Regions from separate parts of the Mus musculus genome. Here regions 2 and 3 are each linked to region 1. The links are chromatin loops, found by intact Hi-C in ENCODE. Cell type or tissue: left cerebral cortex. All regions are shown on one strand. Each heading gives the region's core, and the rest is flanking DNA. Links, peaks and the distances in the headings are about the cores only.

Evidence for each region. Hi-C counts contacts between places; a loop is a spot of excess contacts. Peaks named below come from ENCODE experiments on the same cell type or tissue, not always from the same donor. Only the 100,000 strongest peaks of a DNase experiment are listed, where the experiment ranks them.
Region 2: it touches region 1 in a loop (5-fold over the local background); 6 of 42 quality-filtered maps call a loop at or near these places.
Region 3: a loop joins it to region 1, with 4 times the contacts of the local background. A loop is called at or near these places in 7 of 42 quality-filtered maps.

What each region holds. Positions count from the first base shown.
Region 1 is chr10:52,687,522-52,693,298 of GRCm38, reverse strand. It overlaps Slc35f1 (solute carrier family 35, member F1), which reads right to left and starts at 2,798. Exons shown (of 8, transcript NM_178675.4): 1 at 2,130-2,798. The coding sequence starts at 2,302. In left cerebral cortex, for the core only: a CTCF peak has its summit at 2,888 (motif pointing right); DNase peaks (open chromatin) are centred at 1,978, 2,142 and 2,756; H3K4me3 peaks cover 2,408 bases; H3K27ac peaks cover 1,594 bases.
Region 2 is chr10:52,415,277-52,420,076 of GRCm38, reverse strand. It overlaps Nus1 (NUS1 dehydrodolichyl diphosphate synthase subunit), which reads right to left and starts at 2,530. Exons shown (of 5, transcript NM_030250.2): 1 at 1,909-2,530. The coding sequence starts at 2,335. In left cerebral cortex, for the core only: a CTCF peak has its summit at 2,675 (motif pointing left); DNase peaks (open chromatin) are centred at 1,434, 1,628, 2,273, 2,622 and 1 more place; H3K4me3 peaks cover 2,760 bases; H3K27ac peaks cover 1,676 bases.
Region 3 is chr10:52,420,378-52,425,177 of GRCm38, reverse strand. All of the region lies in intron 1 of Nus1 (NUS1 dehydrodolichyl diphosphate synthase subunit), which reads right to left. Among named protein-coding and RNA genes, the nearest start is that of Nus1, 5.2 kb to the right of the region's middle. In left cerebral cortex, for the core only: a CTCF peak has its summit at 1,884 (motif pointing left); a DNase peak (open chromatin) is centred at 1,889.

The DNA of each region.
Region 1 (5,777 bases), core at 674-4,673:
CAAAACCCAAATCTATTATGCAAACAAAATTATTCCATCACAATTTTTAAAGTGTTTTCAAAATTTTTAGTCCCTTTTTCAAAAGAATAATGTGCCCTTATCTCTTCAGGAATGAGGAAAGTTATTATAATATAAAGAATGATTCTGAAATGTTTGAAGAGTTTGAGAGACAAATAAGAATTTGCTTCACATTCCATATTTTTGAGATAAAAATGTCATTAACCAGACCTAAGTCTCAGTTTTTCTTCTGTACATAGAAAATAATGCCACTCAAGCCACAGAAGGCTCACATAAGGCTCAGTAAAATGCAATGTGCTACCCATGAAAGCCATGAGTTCACTTTCTTTACCTATGTGGCTCTTAAACTTGTCTTAGACAAAAAAAAAACAAAAAAACAAAAAACAAAAAAGCAAAAAACTGGGCTGAATAAAAGATATTTAAAACTTTCCGTTTTCCACAGTTTAGTTTTTCAGTTTTATCTAATTCTTAAAAGCATGATATGATAGAGAGTTCAGACAGGTGTCACTAAACACATTCCACAGATGAAGAGCCTAAGACCAGAGAAGATAAATGTCTCTGCTGCAAGCCCTGTGGCTAGGTAGAGGCAAAGGAGTGCCCAAGTCCCTTCAAACCTACCTCTGTCAGTTATTCATTCCTGGCAATAGGATTCATTATATATGCAGAATGACCTCAAAAATAACAAGTGAATGATAGCATTGGTGTTTTCTACTTTGATGAGAAAAATAATAATTTAATAGTTAAGACTGTATTCTGTTTAAAATATTGCGACTTTAAAATGGCAAGTATTCACAGAGTACACACACACTATCTTCCCTATTTCTTTTGCTTTTTATCATTTTAAAATCGTCTTTTTAAATGCGATATTTGGGGGTGTGTTAGCCAAAGCTACAAATGATAAGGTAAAAACTGGACTTTCTATTGCCAATTTATGTCTCACTGAAGAGTGAACTCTTGTTTGGTAGTAGAAATGCCTATAAATAAGTTATTGTTGATCATTAGATCGTAACAAGGAATTTTTGAATTGTATGCAACCATTCCCACCAAATAAAAATATTTTCAAGTTATTTCTTTACATATATTTGTACTCTCAGCAAAGCTTTATGACCCAAACAGTTTCAAGTGAGTGATCAGGGAATCACTGTTACCAGAAAACGGTACCACACAGAAACCTGTATGAATAATAAGATCGGAAGGGTTACCCTACAGAAACCCTGAAAACGACACACTCTCACAACTGGCTGTGTGGATTTTGTCTATCAGCTCGTCAATCATTTAAGTTAGTTAAGTAGCAAAACTCCCTTTCACATCAGAGCTGAATGAGGGTACTACAGGAAATTCTACTTTCTTGTCAATAGTACCCTCGTCCTAAAACATGTCTGTCCTTAATAACCCACTACGTAGATTCCAGCAGAGAGACCAGGGCAGTGTGAAGCAGAGTAACTAGGCACCTGATTCTCACACACCCTTCTAGCAAGATCTTGCACTTTGTTCAGGTCTGGCCCAGGCCTCTAGCCTCTTTTTCTTACTCCAAAAGCCATCAAGAGTCTGCACAGCGAGTGAAATGTCAGGCAGAAGTGTTTCCCCTTCTGTCTGGGGTTGGGGGTGGGGGTATCCTCACCTTATGCCCCTGGGGAGGGGAATCAGTGCCACCAGGGCGGAGCGAAAGACAGCGTGAGGTTGGCGACTTCCACGCCATCACCGCAGCCCGGGGCCTTCCCGCCTCCGCCCGGGCCATGTTGGGGTGGGGTGGGGGTGTCCCCAAAGCGCAAAGCTGGGATAAGAGTGCAAAGGGGAAGTGATACAACGTGAGGATGCGAGGCGTGAGCATGGACACACACAGGGCATCTGCAGGTAGAACAACCCCGCCTTTCTCCAACTCGCTCTCCGGACCTGCCTGCAGCCCGACCACTGGGGGATCCCAGCGTCAGGACAAAGCTGTCGCGGCCTCTCTGAGAGCGCAGGGAAAGAGAGCGAGCCCTGGCTCTCTCCCCTGGCTAGGACCCAGTGCCAAAGGACCTCGGGGACACGTCGGATGGGGAGAAAGGGGTCCGCGGGCTAGGCGCCTGCAGTGCCTGTCCCTGGTGTCCCCACTGGGAGCCTGTGCTCACCTGTTCAGCACTTTGCGGATCCTCTGGCGCATGCTAGCCCGGGAGGAGGCGGACAGGCTCACGCCGCCGCTGCCCTCAGCTGGCAGGTTCTCGATGGTGGTCACCACATGGTTCGGCGGGGCCGGTGGAGGTGGTGGCTGCAGTTGGGGCTGCGGAGGCTCGGGGGGAATCATCGCGGCGGAGGCGGAGGTGGATGGCTATCAGAACGCTGCCCCGCACATAGTGCGCGGGCTCCGGGCCCGGGAACAAGCAGAGGACCCGGCCAAGCGGCCCCGGCCCGGGGAGGCGGTGCCGCTTGCGAAGCGACGAAGCGGGAGACACCGGCGGGCTCCGGCCGCCTCCTCCCAGCCCAGTGCTCTCGGGTTGCTACCCAGTCCTGGCTGCACACCCTCTCTCCGGGCCGCTGCCACCTCCCGCCGGAGCTGCAACCAAGTCCTGGCACACCCCGCCAAGTGGCTGCAAAGGGGGTCGGCGGGGACCCGGAGCTGCCGGGTCCACTGCAAGGACCGTGCAGAGAGAGGAACGGGGCTGCCGGGTTTCGTCTTCTCTCCCAGTGCCTAGGGCTTGTCCTGGCTGTGGCAGTTGTGGTGGCGCCGCTTCAGCTGGCGCCGGGTTCGCTTAGAAAGCTGCCGTCTGTGTCTCACGGAGTGAGAAACCAAGAGTGAACCTGGAGCGCCGGGCGGGGGCGCCGCGCCGGCAGAGGGGGGTGGGGGTGGGATGAACGCTCTGCTCCCCGCCAGAGGGCGCTCCGGAGGTGCCTTGGTGTCCCCAACCCTCCTCCTGGCATCCAAAGAGGCCCCTGGTCTAGGATGCTGTGATTGGTGGTGGGTACTTTTGTCTTTTAAGTGCAGTAGTGGATACATCCTCCCTGTGAAATTGGGGAGGATTCCTCTTGCTTCTGCGGAGGCTCTGCAGAATCCAGCACCATGGGCCCGGGACAGAGGCACAACCCAGAGACAGTTTGTTGGTCCAGGCTACAAATTAAGCACCCTAAATATCACAACTATGCTCATCTAGAATGGACCTGGAGGAAAAAGGAAGTAAAACAGTTTCTCACTAAAAATGCATGCTGGGAATTGGGAAAAGCAAACTAAGTCATCCCAAAACAACTCCATTTAGGCAACAGAGCACTGTGGAAGGAAAGTGAAAATAACAGAGATCCTAGAAAGTTTTTTTTTTTTAAATTCTAGGACAAGGCTACTCCTGAGTTGCCCATGGCATTGTAAGAGTTAAATGAAGTAAATTACCCATCAAGAGGGCCTGATGGCTCCCTCAAGGTCCTCCAGCTGTCAAACAAATAACTTTGTTAGCTCCTGAAATCATAGCCCACTTTCTGCCCAATGGACCTTATCCCAGACATTCCTTATACCTATTGATCTGCATTTCAAATAGTTATTGACTCTGGAAATTTTTTCAGATGCCTCTTAATCTAGATTGCCTGGGCAAGGATCTTGCCACAAGAATGATATGCATTTAAGTTTTGCCCACTTCACTGCAGAATAGGGAATTGATCCTATTGAGTAAGTTTAACAGGTATATTTGTTCACACGAAAGCACATTGATACTGCCACTAAATCCAAATGCTCTAAAGACTAGCAAATGAAAACATCTGTTTAGGATGTTCAGAGAAAAATAACATTCAAAAGTAGACGATGTATTCTCAAAACAGGGAAAAGAGGGACAAAAGAGCAGTGGGTGGGACAAAAAGAAGCCAGTCCTTTGTATCATAATAGGGGTTCTTGTCATTAAAAAAATTGGATAGACAGAAATGTACAAAACTTCTCCTGTCTATATTTAAGTATCTGTCAAACCCAGTTTCTACCTGAACTGTCCCCAGGGCCCCTTTCTACAAAATTCTACCCAGCTTGGAACACTTTCCATTTTATAATTAGAACATCACCCCATGCCTTCTTTAGTGACTTTTCATTCTAGAATATTCACCCCAGATTTTCAGGACAGGTGAAAGAATTACTACAAACAAGAACAAGGCTTGTAACCTTGGGAATATTAAAATTCCAATAGATTGCAATGAGTTTGCCCTTGGGAAATGACCAAATATAGCAGACATGAGTAAAATTCACTTCAGCTGGACCTGGCAGCAAATCTCAGTAAGAATATCTCTATTAAAAGAGCATTCATTGTCATTTCAAGTGTCTCCCTTAAATGACTGGTTGCTTCAGTGCCCTCCTCCTCATGTTTGGCTAGATTCCTTTTGAGTGTTTTTGGCATATTGCTACTCAATCCTTTGACTGCACTTCTGAGCCTGCATGTATATGTATATATATATATATATGATCATTTTTCCAGAAGAACTGCAAAATCCAAATGTTCTAAATATCCAGTGAGTCAAGAAGGGAGAAAACACGGATGAGGAAATAGGATATGGGCTGGTACTGGCGAGTTTATGTCAACTCAACACGTGAGTTACCCTAGGGGAAGGACCTTCAAATAAGAAAATACCCTCATAACATTGGGCATACAAGCCTGTAGAGCATTTTCTTAATTAGTGGTTAATGTGGGAGGGCCTGACCCATTGTGGGTGTGTTACCTGTTGGCTGGTGGTCCTGCGATTTACAAGACAGCAAGCCGAGCAAGCCATGAAGATCAACTCAGTAAGCATGACCCCTACATGGCCTCTGTGTTAGCCCCTGCTTCCAGGCTCCTGCCCTGTTTAAGCCCCTACCTTGACTTCCTTCCATGATAGACAATAATGTGGAATTCTAAGCCAAATAAACTCTTTCCTCTGCTTTTGGTCATGGTGTTTCATCATAGCAATAGTAACCCTAACTAGTTCAAGGTATAAAATTCTAATCCTGCTGGTGAGAAAAGACCTTGGATTATCTCATATCATAGATGGGTGGAACCTCTTAGATTCTGTGTTCCACACTTAGCTCTTAAATAGCTAAGTGCTATGTAAAGGTAAAAACAGATGCCAAGGGTACAAATACCATAGCAGTAAGTCTGACATGGAATTAAAGTGAAAAGATACAGAAAACTTGTCTTCCTTCTTCCCTGATACACAACCACTGCTTTCTCTGTCTCAAATCAATTCTCCAAAACTTCTTAACAAATTGGGGTAGGGGTGAGAATAAAATTTAACTTAGTGGTGGCTTCCTGCATATCCAGTCTATAGCCCATTCAGGAATTTTTCCTCCTGTACATCATCTGAGCAGAGTTCTGAAGACCCTGTTGAATACCTGAAGGAAGCAGAAGTTGGCTATTAGCTCACCTACACTTTTGTATAGTGTTGATCACTTTAAAGTCTTTCAACTCATGGAAGGATATGCAGTTTGGCCTAAAATCCAAACCTTAAAGCCACTGGGCATTTTGACGAGTTTAGCATAGGGTAAACTTGTGCTTTACAATGACAATAATATCAGAGTCATGCCACCAAAGAACTTGAGACCAAATTACTGAGGAGTTGCCTAAATTGTGTTGCTACAAATATCACATAGCCCATATATCTCCCTTCCGTCATTTTCTTAATAACCTTTTTTTCTTATGTCTTATTGAATCTAACACACACTCTTCACACACACACACAAACATTATCCTTGTAAATGTCCTATTGCTATAAAGAGGTATTATAACCAAGGCAATTGATTTAGAAAAAAGCATTTAATTAGGGCTTGTTTAAGTTTCAGAGAG
Region 2 (4,800 bases), core at 344-4,343, 270 kb after region 1:
CTCCCCTATCTTTTCCCCATTGTGTGTCTAAAACTATAAATTGTCCAGCACACTTATATTAGATGTATTCGTTATGTTCTGTTCTCATTGACTCCTGCATGCTTTCTCATGCTTAGAAAGCTATGCTATTTCATATACACCCAACTTGGGCTTGCTGAAAGAAAGAACCAGTCAAAAGCCAGGATATGTAAAGATCTCTTATTCAAACTATGAAATTATGGCCTTTAAAACAAAGTGCTTCTACAGAAGCACACAGAATCCTTGAAGTCTATTCAGTTAAAAAAAAAAAATGCCCCTTAAATCCCCATTTAGTTCTAGGTCAAAACTTGGCTTAAGTTGGCTTCTTTTCCTTGCTAATAATTTTCCCTCAAAGAGCATATGACACAGGACTTGAATCACACCAGAAATTGAGTAACAGGAACTGCAGGAACAAGGAAGTGTGGATGTATTGTGAACTCCTGCTTGGAAGCAGTCTTGTCAAACAACTCAGCTCTAGCTTTCCTTCCTACTGGATGTACGTCAATCCACGTTACTTAATGCCTTTGATTTCCTTTTTTATTGTCTTATTATATCCCACACTACTGACTGCACTGGGTCAGGCAAGGGCCATGTCGCCTCCTAGACTTCTACTGGTTTCATGAGTCCTTCGGGAAACTCTGTATTGTCAGTCTCTGAATATATTGCACTTTACCCTATAGGGCAAATTATCACTTCAGATGACAGACTCCTGGGGAGTCATCCTCCTTGCTAGCTGTAAAAGAGAATAAAGTAGTCAGAGGTTACTATTACCCCAACCAAACCCCAAACTCAAATACATAGCTGACAAAGATTTAAAGGCAAAACTCAAAATTGCTTCTCCGGAGCATGCAGGCAGTTTACCGGAGAAGAAAGCCGTCATTTTTCTTTCCTGCATACCAATCCTCCTGACTCACCCTACTCAGCCCATCTCTAGCTTTAAGGAAACACCAAGGCACTTAGACTTGACGGAAATGCAAGGCTGACATTTAGAGCCTCCTCTTTATCTCGCTCCTGGTCTTCAATCCCCTACTAACATTTCATCTCCTCTACCCCAACTCTCAAGTTCCTCCTTTCAGAATCTCCTTTCTAGTAGAAACACTCCCCAAATGTCATCCATCACCTCTGTGAGTGTGTCCCTTTCTCCCCTCCAGCCTGAGACGAAGGCAAAATTCCAAGAAATATATTTGCCATTATAACTAACGCTTTAGGCTTGTCATGCAGTAAGTGTTGAGTTCTGTCCTTAACAAACCCGTGGTGAAATCCACTGCCTTGATTACTTGAAGGAACACAAGTGTATCTAGTACTGTACTGGCCTCTAAGGTGAAATGGCAACACGTGATTTCAGGCCTTTTTCCAGGCCTATCAAAACTCTCACACACTTTTCAGAAACCCCATTCAAATGCCACCTAACTCCAAGAGAGCTCATTTGGAAATCCTACAATGCAGCTCACGTATAAAGCCGCCACTGCTTGGTCGCCCTTAAGATGAGTTCATTGAACCCCCTTGAAGAGACACTTTGAAGAGCGCACAGACTGGTTAACTCCCCGTTACTTTTATGACCTTGGGCAAATCAGTTAATGTTCTGAACGTCAGCTCCCTCTTTCGTGAAACAAAGCCAGAGAAAACCACCTCCCTTAACGGACTACATTAAATATCTTTTACATGTTACAAACACTAACCAAATCTAAAGACTTTGTCAACGTCAACGTTCAATAAGACTGATCTCCCTTCCTCGAAAGCACCAGCACAGTGTAAGGGCCAAGGGCTACCGAAACTCGCAGGGCCTGGAGAGGGCGGCGGCCTCGCAGGACGACCGGGAACAAACTAGCTAGAAACGTAGTCCTCAGACTCGGAAGTGCCTCGGTCACCCCACCTCCCACCCGGCCTCACCTTGGTGGTCGTAGACGCTAATGTAGGAGATCCCCACGGCCATACACCACACCACGAGGCTGGCGATGTCTGAGAAGCTGGGCTCCTGCACTTCCTCCGTGACCAACAGGCCCATGTGCACCGGCAGCTTCTGCAGGGACCGGACGTCCGCGCGCCAGCGCAGCCGAGGATGGGTGGCGGCCGGTCCCGGTCCCGGTCCCGGTCCCCCGTGCGGGTGCCGGTGATGACGCCGGTTCCTGCCGACGGCCCGGGGCTTGCGGAGCGTGAAGCCGAGCGGCGCTAGGACCGCGGCGGAGGCGGCGCGACAGCAGCGCCGCCAGATCCAGTTCCAGGTGCCGAAGCGAACGCGGAGCCAGGAGGTGAGCGTGAGGTGCAGGCAGAGCAGCGCGTGCAGCACCCGCCACACCAGCTCGTACAGCCCCGTCATACTCCTGTGGCGCTCGGGCACCGTCACCTCCCTCCGGCCCACACCCGCGGCGCGACAGGGTCTTATCCGCCCCAGCGGCCGGCGCGGGCCATCGCTCCGCGTCCCCCCACCCCCCGCGCCCGAGCCCCTCGCCACTGCCAACACCTCACCTAGCCCCCGCCGCCATCTTCCTCCGCCCTCCGCAGCCCCGCCCCCGTTAGTACATGGAGAGTTCTGATTGGCTGCCGGGGAACTCCGACGCGACCGGGAGTCGTGGCTGGAGCCGCCACCGCACTGCTAAAGAGAGCGTGCGCTTGAGAATGAGGCTGGCTCCGGGCCGCTGGCGCCCCCTGGGGATGAGGAGGGCGACGCGCCAACGCCTCTAGCCTTTCTCCTATGGAATGATTGGGCTGTTCCTCAGACTGAGGGGAGGATCTGCAGCTTGAGATTTGTTGCCTATCTCCCCCTCACGGCCATGACAGAAACGATTCCCAAGGAGTTAAAAGCAATCTAAATGAACTGGAAGTTACACAGAGAGAATCCACCACCGCATCAGCAAGTGTAGATGCTGGAAATCGACCACGGTCCCCAAACAGAAGTGTTCTTGTCCCCAAAGGCTCAAGTGTTCTTGGAGAGGTCTCATCACAGTTCTTTGTCCAATCTTCCGACGAGAATAGAACGTCCCAGAATGGGAATGAAGTCCTACAGCATAGGACCTGGAAACAGACTGTTAGGGTCTGACACTGTTAGGGTCCCTAACAAATCAAGCTCTGCCACCTGTCCTTCATAGACCAATGACACAATAGAAGGTAAATACAGAAAAGCGAAACTGATTCAATGTGGCCACTCTGAGAAGAGAATCAGTGCCCAGATACAGTTGGATCTGTGTAATACAGACATATTTTTTACTGTATAGCCCCTTTTCCCATTAGGAAATGTCTACAGGCCTTAATGTTTTGGCCATTGTCACCTGTTTTAATTGGTCTCATTTCTGTAAGAATTGCTTTGCTTTAGTTTAAAACGTGAGTCTCATGTCCATCTGCAAGTTTTGTTGCCTTTGGCAGGAAATGCCTGTGGAGGAATTTTAATTGGGCAACATGGCTCCTCTCAATAACCGTAGCCAAAGATATGATCTGGCCATGATCCACACTGGATTACAGTATGATCTGGCTGGAATACACACACTCCCTTAGCACATACCTGTAATCCCTGACAATGAAGATAAGGCTAGTTTGTTGAAGGAAGCATCCATGTTTGAAATTGATGTTTAATTGAAGGGCAAAGTTATGAATCAGGAAAAAAATTGAGTGAGAGATAGGATACGTCCAACTCACAGAAAAACAGACAGGAAACAGATGCTAGTTATGGGAGGGAGGAGAGAGAGAGAGAGAGAGAGAGAGAGAGAGAGAGAGAGAGAGGTGGAGTGGGGAGGTGGGTAGTATATGTGTATGGCAGTTTTACAAAAACAGTTTTACTGAGATAGGTTACAGAGGGAACAAACTAGATACAAGTGAAGACAGAATGAGTCAGAGAATGAGAGTCAGAACATATTAGAACATATTGCCAAAGTTAGTATGAAGCCAGTCAGAGCAATTCAGTAAGAAGCCAGATTGAATCAGTCAGCTCAGAAGATTAGATTGTATGGAGGCTAGAAGGTTCCAGGCATAGATCTAGGGATATTTAGAACAGAGAAGGAAACACTCTGGGTTCATTCCAAGCCATGTATCCATATAACCTGGGTACAGCTCTCATCTCATCCCTTCCTCTGAGGAAATAAAAGAGACATTTACAAGTGTCAGCTAAGGCTGAGGCACGCCCTACACACTTCTCTCCCTCTTGGTCTGATAGCCATAGCTCTTCTGAGAGTAGATAAAGTAGTGGAAGAGGGGGAAGACCATGAACAACAGCAAAATGCAGTCTTCTGCACTGGCTGCAGCTTAATGTTCTACAGCCCAGATGATGTCCTAGGGAAGCTGCTAGACACTCACTGAGACCTAGCTGACTGTCCCAGAGGCACCAAACCTGACCATCCCAGCTGCCACCCTATCATGTTTCTTTGATGTGCTTAGCTCTTTGCTCTCATGCTCCCTACTCTGGCAAGATTAAAGCCATTAGTCTCATGGATCCTTTACCTCTAGGCAGCCGATTTCCTTCTAAAATAGCTGAAGCAGGTAGGCGATTCTCTTATACTAAGGATGTTCAGCTTCCTAATGGGATAGAGCAGTGGAGGACCACTATGCTGCTTTTGTGGCTCTCAGTAGACTAGGGACAGAATTGTCTTATGCAGGACAGTTCTCTGTGTCACTTTGGACTGACATAGTTCTCCTGCTTCCCTAGAGTTCTCAGAAATAACTGTAAATGTGTTTAGAATGTAACATCTTAGGACACTGAAGTACTAGCCTCAACAACTGGGTCTTTATTCTAATACTCCGGTAGAAATGATGTTCTTCAGCACCTAGCAAGCAGTCCAGATTATAAAGTTCTGC
Region 3 (4,800 bases), core at 344-4,343, 270 kb after region 1:
TGGCCTGGCGGCAGCAACACTAAAACAATGTTGGGGAAAGCGGTGGTGCATGCTCTTAATCCCAGGATTAAACTCAGTACTAACTCAGGAGGCAGAGGCAGGCAGACCTCTGTTTGAGGCAAGCCTGGTCTACAAAGTTAGCTCTCAGACAGCCAGGGCTGCACAGAGAGGAAGAAGTATCTGCTCTGGAAGGTAAATCACATTCTGGGATGGAATAGAGGTCTCACCATTCAGCCCTCCCTCATGGCCAAGCAAGGGCATACTAGCCAGGCAGTAAGACACAACATGACCTTTCCAAATTAAGAAAACCAAGAAACAACAAGTTTCTTTCAACAAATCTTGCCTGTACTTCTTAAAGGTTCTTCAAAATTCATGTGAAATGTATAATCAATCTAATAAAATGACTTTTAAAATACACATTTAACATACCTTTTGATATTACAATTTTTACAAGTGTTCCTTTTATAGAAGCAGACCTTTTAAGAAACAGCTAGCAAGAAGGATTTATAGGACAAAGAAAAGAAAAATAAACTGAAACAGTTTCCTAGTTATTAAGCTCCTCTAAACTATACAATTAAAGCAGTATTTCCTTATATACAATGCCTCGAGACCTAAGTAAATTACCTGTTGGTTACCTTCACTTAACCTCTGTTACACACAACCATTACACTACTGGAGGGGAATCTCTGGAGAAGAAAACATATACTTAATACTACAGTTATTTTAAATGAAAACTATATTAAAATTTTACATGACTACCACAATCGTAACCATAAATCCTTCTAAGCCACTGAACTATTTTATTTAATTTTAATGGAGAGCCTCATTTTATCTCACAGATCAACAATTATGCTAGAATGTTAACATACTACAGCAAAGAAACAAGTGTGTGCTGGTGGCTTTGTGTGATGGCTTTAAGTAGCTCAAACACAGAAGTATGTAAATGAAGAAGGCACTCAGGCTTTCTCAGCTCCAGCTCATTTTAGTTTAGGTGTCTGTCTGTTTCATCAACAACCAGAAACAAGCACAGAGCTTCACAAATGAGGCAGGCACAGCCCTCCCCTCCCCACCCCTCACTGCACCCCCCAGCAGCACCGCCAGCTAAAGCTGCATGATCTGAAACAAGACTGTCTTCCCAACTCTGCTTCTCTGACACACGGATCAGCAAAAACTCTATAAGGTTGAACTGTGGTGAGTAAACAGGTATCCTAGAGCTGGGGCAATGTTTACATCAATGAGATAAGAGAAGGAACATAATCTGCCTTAAAATGCCCTTTTTGAAAAGTTTCTATCACCTGGAAGTCAGTACCATGATACCATGGCCTGAAGATGATGCAACATGTCAGTCCATAAAGGGACTATTGTCTGTTCTCTAAATGAGGAAAATCAACATAAGCTGTAAGAACAAAAGCTTTAAAAAAAAAAAAAAAAAAAAAAACGGTTCAAATTCTAAACCTGTTTCCTTAGGCTTGTCTCTTGGCTTTCTGATTCTTTCTTGAGCTGGAAATCTTTTAGATTTACTACATTTTTTGCATAGCACATAGCACACAGAGAGAACGAGCAAAGAGGATGGCAAGATGGGCTCTTCTTGTCTTTGAGCCTGGAGTCCTGAGCCACACATGGTGGAAGAGGGCCAATTCCTACAAGTTGTTCTCTGACCTCCATGAGTGTGCTGGGATACACACACCTCAGAACCAGAACCAAAGAACTAAGTGGCTTTTTTTTAAAGAATTTAACAAAAAATAATGGTTTCTATTAAAATTTAATATACGGGGCTAAAGAGAAAGCTCAGTGGTTAAAATCATGGACAGCTCTAGCAGGGGATTCAAGTTCACTTCCCATAACCAATACAGCTAGCTGCCTTCGGGGTATCTACTGCCCTCTTCTGGCCTCCTCTTGTGGCCTCCACTTCCAGCCTCTGAGAATACCAGCACTTAAGGAGCACACACACAAATTAGAAATAAATCTTTGTTTAAAAGGCTTAATGCATAGATCTAGTACTAGTTGGACAGAAGAGTACTAAGAACAGAATTATTCCTTACATCACAAGAGCAAAGCAGGAGAGAACCTTTCAGAGATGAAGCAGGACAGGGATGAAATAACCTGAAGAGCCCACCAAGGAGCCAGGCTTGGCTACACAGTCTAAGACCATGATAAGATTTTGGTAAAGAATCCTTTGCCAGAAAAAGGAGATGGTAAAATAAAATTTGAAGTTCTAGGAAGGAGTGAGCTATACAAAGGTGAGGTTTGGGAACAGAGGTTCCCTTCCACTAATTTCTACATAGAAACACTCCAGGTACACTGTTCAGTATACCAAATACAATCCTGGATGTATTTGGGCTTTCAATAACTCCAACATCTCTCTAATTCAACACAAGGAGAATAATCACACTAAGAGTTATATCTCCTGCTAGTGTCTATGTCACAGGTCAAACTAGAATAGACTAATTTACTTTCCTGGAGGACTCTAAGGTTCACTCTTGGGAAACAAGAGCTGCAACTCAGTTCCTTTTGCTTGTCAAAGAATGTGTCCAGCCCAACCACAGCAGGCATTTAACCCCAGGCACACCCTGGAAGAAGCCCAAAGGAGAAGCAGCGAGGACATCTGCGGAGCTTCTGATGGATGCACATCAAGTGCAGACACAGGAAGAAAACACACGTATCTTTAGAGGTGCCCAAGGTTCTCAGGAGATCCAGAAACACAGTAAGACAAAGGTAAGATGCCTCACAAAGGGCAGGAGACACTAGCATGAGATGAAGGTACTCACAAGGATCAGAGATAGTCATTTCCAAAACAGAAGGTGAATACTCCAGAAAGAGGTGGAAACAAATAGCCTAAATGTAGAGATACAGAGCTGGGGGAGAAATCGGTTGTGAAGGCTGAGGTGGCACTGGGCAGTCTCTTTAGGGCTAGTGAGAAATAACTACCCAAAATCTATTGCACAGCACAGATTTACAAATAAAGAGATAAAGGCAGAAAGGACAACTCTCATAATACAGAAAATAATACCTTGCTGACTCGTTTCTATTTATAATAAGTAACGCTACCCCCAAATTGTCCTCATATGTGAATAAGAATGTAAAAGCTGAAATGAGGTGTGTGCATGTGCCTGTGCATGTGTGTGAGCACATGCGTATGCTGGGTCTCGGTACCATATCCACTAAACTGCATCTCCATCTCCAACTCATGATTATTCTTACATAAGGCAAGTGGCACAGTACCTTTTGTTCTACGTTCAGGTCAAACTCCAGAGTGCAGAAGCACCACATAAGTAGCTTGATAAAAATAGCAAAGCCTGGGTTGGAATACCTTAATTCAGCTGATCAGTAAGTGTGATGAGTCAGTGGTGCCATGAACGTTCAAGGACTCTTTCTCAAACTCCCCTAAACAGACCTACTGTAATCGTAGTACCAACCCAACTGGGCAATAAGGGGTACCCAACCCGACTATTTGGAGCACTGTGTACTTCAAGTGAACACAAAAAAGCAGAAGAGCCCCAAGGCTGTATCATCAAATACATTTAAGAAACACTTTTTTTTAAACACAATTCCTATCATAATCATTTTCTAAATCATAAACACACAGATAAAATAGTCAATTCTCCTTATAAGAACCGTGAGCTCAAAATTTCCTGACCAATCTTCTAAGAAAACTTTAACTTTCAATGAATAAATACAGCAGAAGTTAGCATAATCAAAACGGTTGGCAAGTATAATGAAGAAGTACATAGGCTTAACTGAATCGCTCAGGGCTACAGTGCCAAAGGCCCAGAGTTCAATCCCCAGAGTGACCACCAAAACATAAGACACTCCAGGTGAAGAACTCACTTCAGAATAAATAAATAAACAAACAACTAAAAACCAGACCCATGCCTGTAATCCCAGCAGCAGAGAAGCTGAGGCAGGAGAACCTTAAGTTGGAGGCCAGCCTACCAAGACAAAAGCAAACAAACTTGGTCATTGGTTCACAGGAAGAGACAAATGAAAGTAAATGTCAATGGGTATTTTAGTCTAAGAATTAAAAGCAACCTATAGCCCATCATAATCAGAATGAATGGTATTTAAATACAGATGTGAGGTTGATGAGATGTAGGCTAGGGGGAAATTAAATCATAGGCTTGTCTCCACAGTGGCTGCTATCAACACCCTTCAGCTCTACCTTGAGGCATAAGCCATTTTCCCCCTGAGAAGTAAAATCTACTGCCTTCATTCCAGACAGACAGTGTGACTGCTTGCTTAAACTAGGTCCTAAGGCCTTGCAGATTTGGTCTGATTCTCAGAACTTTTGATCTGAAGGCAAGTGGATCATTTTGAAGTCTCTATTATATAAAAAAGCCTATAGTAGCCTTATGAAGACAGGTGACCATCTCTTCCACTCCAGCCACTATGAATCAGGCATAAAATGGATGACACATGGCAACCTTTATGTCTCTGCCAATTGACTGACTGCAATCTATGTATGTAAGTGACTGCAAGGAAAATTGCCCAATTGTACTGAGTCAACACGTAATTATTTTAAAACACTGAACTTTGGGATAGATTTCTACAACATATGAGCAAAACAGCTGCCTGGGCATTCATCTTACATTGTTTTCCAACATTCTGCTACAGAAGCCTACCTGTTATACTCACTGTTCCCAATGACCAATTCAACACGTTAAGGAAAATCTAATGGGAAAGCCACCAAAGAGGTGGCATTTCCAATTCACATATAGGGAGGGACAAGGGAGTGTTTGAGCTCCTAATCCTATGTACCTTTGGGAGTTCCAATGCAAAGGTCACTTTCCCTTCTTCCTAGAG